Regions from separate parts of the Homo sapiens genome. Here all the other regions are linked to region 1. Evidence: chromatin contacts called from ENCODE Hi-C or POLR2A ChIA-PET data. All regions are on one chromosome and are shown on one strand. The core of a region is the stretch at or near the end of the contact, and the rest is flanking DNA. Distances in the headings are between cores, read along the strand shown. Region 1 has its middle 22 kb from the start of LINC01063. Region 2 overlaps PAK2 (p21 (RAC1) activated kinase 2). Region 3 overlaps PAK2 (p21 (RAC1) activated kinase 2). Region 4 overlaps PAK2 (p21 (RAC1) activated kinase 2).

Region 1 (2,911 bases), core at 400-2,899:
GAAAGAAAGAAGCCACCTTCCCTGACAAGGGGCTAGGAGCCAAATCCCTAGAAATAAATCCACCTGGTTCTGTGCTGTCTTTCCTCTCAATGGCCCTGGACCCCTCAAGAGTTCAATTTGAAAGACGTACAACTATTATGTATCCGTAATAATTAAAGATAAGAAATTTTTGGCCTGGCCTGGTGGCTCATGCCTGTAATCCCAGCACTTTGGGAGGCTGAGGCAAGGAGGATGGCTTGAGGCCAGGAATTCAAGACCAGCCTGGGCAACATAGAGAGACCATATCTCTAAAAATAAATTAAAATAAATTTTAAAAGATGTTTTTAAGCCAACTTGTCCCAACACCTAATCCTTTGGCTGAAATTCAAGCAACATGCCCATGAGACAAGGGCCAAAGTGCTCTTGAAAAAGAGCTAGTAATGATAAATAATGTTTTAAAAACACTCCACCATAAATGCAAACTTTTCACATTATTATCTTACTTGAGTATCTCACGTCTGTGAGGTATTTATTTTTATTATATTTTAGAGACAAGGCGCCACTCTGTCACCATACTAGAGTCTAGTGGCACGATCACAGCTCACTGCAGCCTCCACCTTCTGGGCTCAAGGGATCCTCCTGCCTCAGCCTCCCAAGTAGCTAGGATTACAGGCATGCACCACTATGCCCAGCTAATTCTTATTTTTTGTGGAGATGGGGTCTTACTTTGTTGCCCAGGCTGGTCTCAAACTCCTGGCCTCAAGCAATCCTCCAGCCTTGGCCTCCCAAAGTGTTGAGATTACAGGCATGAGCCACTGCGCCCGTCCTCTGTGAGATATTTATGAAAGGCATTATTAATACCCATTTATAGATAACAAAACTGAGGGCCGGGCGTGGTGGCTCACGCCTGTAATCCCAGCACTTTGGGAGGCCGAGGCGGGCAGATCACGAGGTCAGGAGATCGAGACCATCCTGGCTAACACGGTGAAACCCCGTCTCTACTAGAAATACAAAAAAATTAGCCGGGCATGGTGGTGGGCACCTGTAGTCCCAGCTACTCGGGAGGCTGAGGCAGGAGAATGGCATGAACCCGGGAGGTGGAGCTTGCAGTAAGCTGAGATCACGCCACTGCACTCCAGCCTGGGCAACAGAGTGAGACTCTGTCTCAGAAAAAAAAAAGAAAAGAAAACTGAGGCCCAGAGAAGGCAAGTGACTTGCCCAAAATTAACTATGTGACCTCTAACCTAGTTCAACCACGCCCAAGATGATAAACTCCCATGTACATGTTTGTCACCTTGGCCATGGTGGGACTAGGTTAGAGGTCACACAGTTACCACGCTGCCTCTACTGTGGTACACCTAGATACCGAGATAGTATAAGGGCATTGTAACAGTGGATTTCAGGGAGAAGCAGTGAGAAGGTCCTAGGATCACATTTTTGGGGATTTCTGCAAAACTACCCCTCATTACAGTGTTTTGATCCCCAGCCCCCCAGGTCCTACCCCCAGGCATTCCTTCTCCACATGCCATGCGGGTGTGGACAAAGCTATAGACCAGATTGCAGGTGGGTGTCTATGTTCTCATCCAGTCTAGCAAGTGAGTGGGGAACATAGAGATGTGTAAGAAATTGTGAGAGGCCTTTGCCTTCCGGGTGATGATAGTCTTGGAGATCAGTGTGATGCCTCTGGGGTAGGTGAGGAACTGGGGGAGCCAACCAGCTTTTCCCTTCCCTTATGCTGTGTTTCTTATTTCCAGAAATATTCTTATTACTAGAAGGTGATTATTTGGCCAGACCTATACTCCTGACCATTGGGAAAAAAATGGGAAAATGTTGGACATGAAGGAAGGGAAAGAGAAGAGTGAGAGAAACTAGAACATTTATGGCCGAAGCAGAGGATAAGAAATTAGGAAAAAGCAAAGAAAAAAAAGCCAGGTCCTCAATAGTATTGAGTGCATCTTCCTCCTTCCAAAATAAACGGCTGCCAGCTTTAGAGAAAACATATTTGTGGCTCAACTCACCACAGGTGCGGGTTTGACTCTGAAGTGGGACTGAGGAACTAGTTTACTTTTTCCATTCCATGTGTTTCCTCATGCAAGCTCCTCCCCACAGGGCACCCCTTGGCACCCCACCCTCCCCTGGGCACCTGACATGTGCCGCTGCTGCCCCCTGCTGGGAGAACACTGTTGGATCCCGGGGAGAGGGACTCCTTTCAGAGTGGCCACATCAGGGGCAGGAGAGGAGGGGACTTTGAAGGGTAAGTGATAAAACAGAGCATTTAAATATAGCCAGACACTAAAATCTTTTCACAAAATGTCTGAAACGTCTGGCTTATAATCAGCATACAGGCCTGTGAAAAGGGGTCAAGGAAGTATAAGGTGGTTGGGTACCCACCTGAGATGGAAGCCTTTTAATGAGGCCTAGACTACCCATCTCCTCCCTTTGGTATATCTGAAGCATTTTAGCCTTCTTAAAGCACAATGTTTATTAAGTGGTAAAAAAATTATTCAAAGACTACATGGCTAAGATAATAAGCTTCATACTCTTCGACAACTGTTTTCTTCCCTTTTATTCCAAAGTCCACAAACTGACCCCAACTTACCTCTTTATTTCTGTCTCCCACTATTCTTCCTTGCACAGGCTGTGACCTATGTTGTCTTCTACCAACTCCCCCTGCACACACACTTATAGCTCTATAAATAACACACATTATAACAAAGTTATGAAACAAGAACTAACAAAAATGAAACAAGAACAGGTAAATATTTTTAAAGCCAATAACCTCATCATTGTATTTTTTATTCTTTGAATTCTGTGCTGTGTGCCTATGTTTCATATTCAAAAATAGTAAATTCATTAGTTTATTTTTAAATGAGAAAAAAATGGGTTAGAAATCTTACGAACATGACATATGTTTAATGACTTTTAAAATCTA
Region 2 (3,021 bases), core at 272-2,771, 180 kb before region 1:
TGCAGATACGGAAGTCCGATTCTTACAGCATGCCTGGAGTTCTTTCATTTCTCTGTGCCCCTGGGAACTGTCTCCTTCTCATATCTGAGTTCTTGGATGTTGCTGGTGATCATCTTAGTGCTGTATGTTCTTGGTTTTCTGTGGTGGCAGGGCAGAGTGAGTGAAGCCAGTGTGCTTCTACACCACCATTTTAGAGCTAGAAGTCACTATGTCCTCCACTTAATTGTCATTAGTCAGATCTTTTAACTGTTATCTTTTCTCTCATATTTTCCATCTTTGTATTTCTGTTTAATTCTTTGAGAGAATTTTCTTTTCTTTTTTTATTTGAGACAGAGTCTTGCACTGTTGCCCAGGCTGGAGTGCAATGGCGCAATCTTGGCTCACTGCAACCTCCGCCTCCCAGGTTCAAGTGATTCTCCTGCCTCAGCCTCCTGAGTAGCTGGGATTACAGGTGTACGCCACCGAGCCCAGCTAATTTTTGTATTTTTAGTAGAGATGGGATTTCACCATGTTGACCAGGCTGGTTTCGAACTTCTGATCTCAAGTGATCCACCCACCTTGGCTTCCCAAAGTGCTGGGATTACAGGTGTGAGCCACCGCTCCAGCAGGGAGAATTTTCTTGATTATCTTCCACTCTTCTTTCTATTGCTATCTTTTGTTTGTTTTGGTAATTTTAAATGTTGATATTCCAAGAACTGTTTTCCATTGTTCTCTGATCATTCTTTCTCTGCGAACTCTTTTCTTGTTTCATGGATTCCTCTATCTCCTCTCTTTGACGATTATACAGTATGTGTGTATGCACAGGCTGCAGTTTGGGGTTTTTTTTCTCCTTACACTGTCTATTTCTTTTAAGTTCCTGTTTTTATCCCTATTGTTTTGGACTCTCCCTCTCATTTATAAAGGGTTTTTCATAAATGTCGGGTGATCCTGTACTGTCTACTCATATAGAAAGTATTAAAAAGCTAACTGGGAGTTAAGCCAACCTTAACACTAAAGATAAGGACAGCATGCATGCAAGGTACCTAAAGTATTTTTTTCCCCAGGCCATTGTTTATCCAGAGAAAAATCTTCCAATCTCCTGTCTGAGGCTGTGAGTCAGGCTGCAGGTATTCTGAAAGCAGGATGGGGAAAGGAGTTGAAAATGCTGACTTGCATGAAGTCACCTGCTTTATTCTGGTGCTTCAACTTTTCCTGACTCCCCTGATAAGAACAGAGGCTTCTGTGGTTTAAATTCTCTGGAAATAAATGTAAATCCCAGTTTATTCTTTTTTCCTTCCGGAGGATGGGGATAACACTTACATGGATGTGTGGGGTGTAAAGGAGGAGTCCTGGGGGGCCTTTGACACTTTCGATGTTGATTTTCAACTAATCCCCCTTCTCCTCAGCATGTGTAGTGCATCCTACCCCCACTCCGACACAGTGTCGTGTGCCTCTAAATCTTGAGCTTCCAGAATTTCTACAAGGGAAACTTGTTTCCCTTCTCACAGATTCCCCTCTGCAAACGCTTAGGTTATGTGTTTCTCTGTCCTGCTGAGTCAGGTGCCAATTTTCCACCACTTCTGCCTTCCAAATGTGTACTGAAGCCTCTTTCACAATACTGTCTCCTCTCTTTTTCTCTTTGACCGTGTGTGTGTGTGTGTATATATATATATTTTTTTCTGTCATTTTAGTTGGGTCTTGGGAGGGAGAGTAAATAGAATGCTTCTGTATGTGGTCAACATGCTGTGTTTAACCAGAAGATTCTTCTAATATCAAAGAGTTAAAAATCATGCTGTTTGATAAGTCTATACATATAAGACTGGAAATGTTACCGTATGCTCTTCTTTGTTTACAAAGATACTACTAGTTTAGTATTGGTAGGAAACACAATAATACTTATTTAACTAGTAATGAGGGATTTATGCTCAAATGTCCATCTCCTCTCTAGGCATGTAACTTAAAAGAGATCTGGTCACAGTGAGAGGGAAGGGAATGCTGGTTATGGACAGGAGCAGAGGGAAAGGAAACTGTTAAGCCTGGATTCTCTTTACTGAAACACAATTATTAATACGTCTATCATAAATTACCTCTCTCTCAATTTTCACTAGACTTTGAGTAATTTGAGGTCGTGCACTCAACATTTCTTTATGTCCCTTGGCTTCTAACGGAATACCCTACATACAGGAGAAATTATTTATTAGTTAACGATAAACTAGTAGTTTACAATTTAATGTACTATGATTATATGTGTTCTTTCTTTTAAAAAAATCTGCTCAGCATCCTACTTTTGGAAACTTCCCTCACCTTTCCTCTATGCAGATAGTTGGGAAAGATGCCATTTTCTTACACGACTATGGTCACAGATGACTGGTCCGAGGTGGGCACCTAACTCAAGCCAGGTCAGCACAGCTTCCCACACACCCTCCAGCAACTGGTGCAGGGGCAGCCACCTGAGCAGCTAAGCCAGACTCGGCTCCCTGAGAATCAGTCTATCACTAGTGTCTGAAGTTGTAAGAAACTGAGCCCAGGAATTCTATTTCTTTTTTTTTTTTTTTGACGGAGTCTCGCTCTGTCGCCCAGGTTGGAGTGCGGTGGCGCGATCACAGCTCCACTGCAAGCTCCGCCTCCTGGGTTCCCGCCATTCTCCTGCCTCAGCCTCCCGAGTAGCTGGGACTACAGGGGCCCGCCACCACGCCTGGCTAACTTTTTGTATTTTTAGTAGAGACGGGGTTTCACCTTGTTAGCCAGGATGGTCTTGATCTCCTGACCTCGTGATCCACCTGCCTCGGCCTCCCAAAGTGCTGGGATTACAGGCGTGAGCCACCACGCCCGGCCCAGGAATTATATTTCTTAACACATAAAGAAAAAACATTCTGAAATAAGAAATATAAAATAAGAAAAAAATATAAAAAGAAGGGTGAGAGATAACATATCTAGCAAGAGTATTCCTGGTTCCTGTTGTGTCTAAGGCCTAGTCATATTCTTCAACTTGGAAACGTTAAGAGTTTAGAGAAATATATTAAAGTTTCATATATGATAGGA
Region 3 (2,900 bases), core at 224-2,723, 140 kb before region 1:
TTTCACTCAATCACCACATTAAAAAACTGAAACAATGACAAAGCGTAAAGGAAGTCAAGTGGCGAGGCTCAGAAAATGCTTCAAAACTGCCTGACGGTAGGGAACAGGGAGACAACAAGTCAGCAACAAGAAAGATTACTTAAAAAGTTGGAAGGGGCCGGGTGCGGTGGCTCACACCTGTAATCCCTGCACTTTGGGAGGCCAAGGCAGACGGATCATGAGGTCAAGAGTTCAACACCAGCCAGACCAACACAGTGAAACCCCGTCTCTATTGAAAATACAAAGATTAGCCAGGCATGGTGGTGCTCGCCTGTAACCCCAGCTACTAAGGAGGCTGAGGCAGCAGAATCGCCTGAACCCAGGAGGCGGAGGTTGCAGTGAGCCAAGATCATGCCGCTGTACTCCAGGCTGGCAACAAAGCGAGACTCCGTCTCAAAAAAAAAAAGAAGAAGTCTGGGTGCAGTGGCTCACGCCTGTAATCCCAACACTTTGGGAGGCTGAGGCAGGCGGATCACCTGAGGTCAGGAATTCGAGACCAGCCTGACCAACGTGGAGAAACCCCATCTCTACTAAAAATACAAAATTAGCCAGGCGTGGTGGCACATACCTATAATCCCAGCTACTCAGGAGGCTAAGGCAGGAGAGTCACTTGAACCCGGGAAGTAGAGGTTACAGAGGGCCGAGATTGTGCCACTGCACTCCAGCCTGGGCAGCAAGAGCCAAACTCCATCTCAAAAAAAAAAAAAAAAAAGTCGGAAGAAGAAATGCGTAAACACTCTGAAGTCTAGTTTTTCCTAATTTTGGCCATGAACCCCAAATAGCAATTCAAAATGGAAAAATGGGGAGGGAGGGTCCATAGACATAGGAAAAATTTTCAGCCTCACTAGATTTATCAAACAGATGCAAAATGGAACAAGATACCATTCTCCTACTACCAAAGTGAAAATCTATCAATCTGAGGTAAAATCTTTTATTAAAAGATGAAGGTCAAGACTGATGTTACTACTTAAGTGATTACCTAAGTTTCAAAAAATTGGAACAGGTTTACTCTAGTAAATAATGCTATCAAATCAGAAATCTCCAACGTAGTCTGTCCCAAATCTCCACCAATACAATTTATATGAGATCTTTGAAGGATTTCAATTAGCTTTAAGGTCAACTGTACTGCAAAAAGACTCGTGACCCAGCCATGCTCTGCCTCATAAAACAAAGTTCAATCATCTGCCTAAAAGAACTATGAAGATATCTTGTCTCTCCCTACTAGCCATCGCTTTATTTGGAGACTCAGAGTCGGCTTTGAAGAATCAAAGCAGAATCAAGAATTGGTCAGCCACTCCTTGCTACACAGAGGCAGTTTTTGTGGCAGCCACAGTTCCTTATCTTCTGTGATCTCTCAACATACATTCAGGGAGATTACCAGGCGCAAATTCCAGAAAGCAAACCAGGAAGTGTGTGTCTGCGCCCGTGTGCAGGTAAGGTTCCAGCGGGGCTGTGTAAGGGCAGGAAAACCCGAATGGACACACTGCTTCCTGGGAGGTTTAGTGAAGTAACAAGGAGAGTGTTATGTTGTGGGTGTAAGATCAGAATCAGAAAACCTGTAACAGCAGCACATGCTAGAAATGAGGGCCACTCTCATACATCATCAGTTCAGACTCACAAAGACAGAAACAGGGTAGGGTAAGATCCTACTACCCTAGCCCAGAATACCATATGAAGAGGAATGTCTGTTCATCACTGGAAATCAGGCCGGGAGCTGTGTATTTATCCCTCAGAAATACATCTGAGAAGCGGTTTCATCAGAACTCCAGTCCCCTGGAGAGGCAAGGAAAACACACACACATCTCTGACAAATGCACATGAGACAGGACATAACAGTTACTGTTCAATGGTAAGTAGGCAGTAAGAAATCCAGCACTGATCCTAATAGCAAAAGAAAACCACAAGGAAGATTACCCTTCACACAAAAGCAGAACCTAACTTACAAGGTAAATTACTTCAGGAACTTCCAGTCACAATTTAGCAAATGACACAAAACAGGAGTATATGGAGAGAAGAAACCAGGATGAGATAAGATAATTTAAGAAAAGTGAGATAAATTTTAAAAGGATACTAAGAAATTAAGATTGCAATAGCAGAAATAAAGCCAACATTAGAAGTGAAAAAGAAAAATCAAACGAGTGGTAAAAAAGGGCAAACTTTTGAGCAGTTCACATAGGGGACAGAAATGGTGAGCCAACCTAATAATTACATGTGTTTTCAAGGAAGGAAACAGAACAATTGAAACAAAAGTAATCACCAAAAGTATTATTGGAAATTTTTTAAAAAGCACCAAGTACAAAGATCATAAGGAACTAATGTTTCAGGCAACATTAGTGAACATGTACAAGACAGAATCTGTCAAAATATTTTTAAAAAAAGAAAAAGGAAAATTCCTACCACCATCCAGGCACAGGAAAAAAACAAAATGATTAATGCAAGGCGATAGAACAACATCAACAGAATTTCTGAGGGAAGTTAGCAATCTAAATCATTAAATGTGGCTTCCAGGTACTCCTAGTGAAAATACTAGCTGAAAATGTACACTAGATGGTATACATGACTAATGAATTTAAATGTAAAACAGAAAGCTGGCAATGAGCAATGAATTCACATAAACAAGGTTTCAATAACTTGTGTTAATACTAAATGTAATTAGCGAGATAAAAGAAATAATTAGGCCAGGTGTGGTGGCTCTCACCTGCAATCCCAGCACTTAGGGAGGCTGGGGCAGGAAGATAGGATCACGTGAGCCCAGAAATTAGGCGGGTGTGGTGGCATGTGCCTGTAGTCCCAGCTACTCAGGCGGCTGAGATGGGAGGACTGCCTGAAAGACTGCAGCAAGCTGAGGTTGCACCACTGCA
Region 4 (2,700 bases), core at 158-2,657, 160 kb before region 1:
TGCTTTGATGTTTTACGGAGGTGGCAGAAGACTCATATTTATTTCATCTTATACTCGACAGAACACATTTTAACAGAACAAATAAGCAACAGCTAGATTTCCAAGCTAGGGTACAGAAACCTCTTCAATCCTTAACATGTTGAAAACCCAAATGCATGCAATGGTATTTACCATACTGCTTTTCATTACAGTATCAGAAAGGTCAGAAGGCTTTTTCACGGCTGAGCCAGAGAGACATTTTCATTCATGAGAAGCAATGCTAAATTCTAAGCAAATGACATTACACAGCAACTTTCAGAACACAGCCTTTCCTTACATTTTGGTTATCCTTCGGTGGCTCACGCCTGTAATCTCAGCACTTTGGGAAGCTGAGGCGGGCAGATCACAAGGTCAAGAGATCGAGACCATCCTGGCCAACATGGTGAAACCCCGTCTCTACTAAAAATACAAAAATTAGCCGGTTGTGGTGGTGGGCGCCTGTAGTCCCAGCTACTCGGGAGGCTGAGGCAGGAGAATTGCTTGAACCCGGGAGGCGGAGCTTGCAGTGAGCCGAGATCGTACCACTGCACTCCAGCCTGGGCCACAGAGTGAGATTCCGTCTCAAAAAAAATAAATAAATAAATATTTTTTCTACTGTTCAATGTTAGTATACTATGCAGTAACTTATGTTCTGTACATACTCAGTCTAATAGAACTAAAGAGGAACCACAGCGTTGTGTTTTTCGGAACTTTTTAGTGACTACACACTATCATGCTGAATGAGCTGTCTCAAGGAAATTCCAATTAACATGACGTACCCTTTAAGCAATACTTGCCTGAACAAAACCCTAATTTAATAGTAAACTTGAGTCAGAGATGTCCCTAATGAAATTATTCAAGATGACAACCATGCCGCCACAATTCTAATATACCACGAGTGACTAGATCTCAATAAATATAAGCATGGCCTTGGATACAATACTGATGCCTCTACCAGCTGCTTAGCTGGGGATTTACCACATCATCTCTGGATTTCTCTCAGTCTCTATGTTTTCAGTTGTTGTTGAGTGGAAGAAATTCTATTAGGTTGGTGCAAAAGTAGTTTCTATTACAAGTAATGACAAAAACTGCAATTACTTTTGCACCACCTAATAACTAGCTCCCTAGAGGGTTTCTCTGTGTTCAGTTTTTTTGTTGGGAGAAAGAAGTCAGAATTGGTTAAATATACCTTAATTATCATGCAGAAGTTGACTAAAGGTAACAAGTGCTATGACTCTCCCTGGCTACACATCGTCCTGACTAGCTGCCCATAACCTACAGACTGAGGACTAAACTCTGGCATTAGGGCCACTGAACTCTGAACTGCTGAGTCAATTTCATCTCACGTGACTGCACCATGTCAATCCTATGCCTCATATTCCTCAAATACACCAAAGACTTTCCTGGCCTAAATAATTTTTATGTATCTATTTCTGCATTCTTAGCTTTTCTTTTTCCTTTTATCTACCCAACCAAATCTTTCAAGGCTTAGTGAAAATGATTTCCTTCCTGAGGTCAGTCCTTGCCCAAAAAGATCCCTCACATCCTCTAAACTCGAGTTACACAGGAAAACAAATTCACACGGTATTAAGATTGTAAAGGATTAAGTCATCTAGTCCATCTGCCTTGTTTTATATGTGAAAAAAAACCAACTTACCCAAAAGTAAGTGGTTAGCCTAAAGGCACATAAATCTAATTACTAACAGAACTAAGACTAGAACTCAAGTTTCCTAACAACTCTGAATCTCAGGCTCTTTTTTCTTACTTATGCTAATATACTGGGCCATTCTTCGGCAATGAATTACAACTATAAACCCTTAGTTATTTTATCTGCTTTTCCTACCTAAGACCTCAAGCAATTCAAAGGCAGGTACTGTGCATGTATTAGGCAATGTTTACTGATTTATGGTACCATACTGTGTCCACAGATTTTTTTTGTTGTTGTTTTTTTTTGAGACGGAGTCTCGTTCTGTCCCCAGGCTGGAGTGCAGTGGCGTGATCTCGGCTCACTGTAACCTCTACCTCCTGGATTCTCCTGCCTCAGCCTCCCGAGTAGCTGGGATTACAGGAGTGCGCCACCACGCCCGGCTAATTGAATTTGTTGTTTTGTTTTGCTTTTTTTTGAGATTCTGTCGCCCAGGCTGGAGTGCAGTGGCGTGATCTTGGCTCACTGCAACCTCTGCCTCCTGGATTCAAGCAATTCTCCTGTCTCAGCCTCCCAAGTAGCTGGGAGGCGGATACCACCACGTCTGGCTAATTTTTGTATTTTTGAGTAGAGATGGGGTTTCACTATATTGGTCAGGCTGGTCTCAAACTCCTAACCTCAGGTGATCCACCCACCTCGGCCTCCCAAAGTGCTGGGATTACAAGCATGAGCCACTGTGCCCGGCCTGAACTTGTTTTCTTAATCAAACAGCACTAGACAACATCAACTACCCCATATTAACAAAAATATATTTAGAAAGATTTATACTTTTCCCCTCACAGCTGATTCATGACCTTCAGTTCTCTTTTCCATAAAACAGTATTTTTTGTGTGTGAATTGCTACTTCTGACAGTGTCAAATGCCTGAAAAGTACCAAATGAGACTGTGATAAGGTTCCTTATGTTCATCTTATATGTTAGCCAAAAACAATATTAGGTATAAAAATAATTCATGGTAAAATACTGATTTACCTTATG

What was found. Hi-C counts contacts between places; a loop is a spot of excess contacts on that map. ChIA-PET counts read pairs that join two places held with the same protein, here RNA polymerase II (POLR2A). Pooled maps may share reads with other maps.
Region 2: a map of PC-9 shows a loop between it and region 1 (5-fold over the local background). The contact joins two enhancer-like sites. A Hi-C loop is called at or near these places in 1 of 168 maps with a recorded cell type or tissue (PC-9), 4 of 37 single-sample maps with no recorded cell type and 10 of 50 pooled maps. POLR2A ChIA-PET finds 5 or more read pairs at or near these places in 2 of 52 experiments (H1 and activated CD4-positive, alpha-beta T cell).
Region 3: a loop to region 1 is called in a pooled map, with 1.9 times the contacts of the local background. The contact joins two enhancer-like sites. A Hi-C loop is called at or near these places in 1 of 168 maps with a recorded cell type or tissue (B cell), 2 of 37 single-sample maps with no recorded cell type and 5 of 50 pooled maps. POLR2A ChIA-PET finds 5 or more read pairs at or near these places in 14 of 52 experiments (AG04450, CD4-positive, alpha-beta T cell, CD8-positive, alpha-beta T cell and 9 more).
Region 4: a loop to region 1 is called in a pooled map, with 2.0 times the contacts of the local background. The contact joins two enhancer-like sites. A Hi-C loop is called at or near these places in 1 of 50 pooled maps. POLR2A ChIA-PET finds 5 or more read pairs at or near these places in 2 of 52 experiments (GM12878 and H1).

The regions. Positions count from the first base shown.
Region 1 is chr3:196,608,694-196,611,604 of GRCh38, reverse strand. No RefSeq gene overlaps it. Among named protein-coding and RNA genes, the nearest start is that of LINC01063, 22 kb to the left of the region's middle. Within about 2 kb of position 1,649, at least 7 of the 41 ENCODE cell types and tissues checked have a DNase peak (open chromatin) inside an H3K27ac peak, as active enhancers do.
Region 2 is chr3:196,791,436-196,794,456 of GRCh38, reverse strand. All of the region lies in intron 2 of PAK2 (p21 (RAC1) activated kinase 2), which reads right to left. Among named protein-coding and RNA genes, the nearest start is that of PAK2, 53 kb to the right of the region's middle. Within about 2 kb of position 1,521, at least 5 of the 41 ENCODE cell types and tissues checked have a DNase peak (open chromatin) inside an H3K27ac peak, as active enhancers do.
Region 3 is chr3:196,753,309-196,756,208 of GRCh38, reverse strand. All of the region lies in intron 1 of PAK2 (p21 (RAC1) activated kinase 2), which reads right to left. Among named protein-coding and RNA genes, the nearest start is that of PAK2, 15 kb to the right of the region's middle. Within about 2 kb of position 1,473, at least 2 of the 41 ENCODE cell types and tissues checked have a DNase peak (open chromatin) inside an H3K27ac peak, as active enhancers do.
Region 4 is chr3:196,773,303-196,776,002 of GRCh38, reverse strand. All of the region lies in intron 1 of PAK2 (p21 (RAC1) activated kinase 2), which reads right to left. Among named protein-coding and RNA genes, the nearest start is that of PAK2, 35 kb to the right of the region's middle. Within about 2 kb of position 1,407, at least 5 of the 41 ENCODE cell types and tissues checked have a DNase peak (open chromatin) inside an H3K27ac peak, as active enhancers do.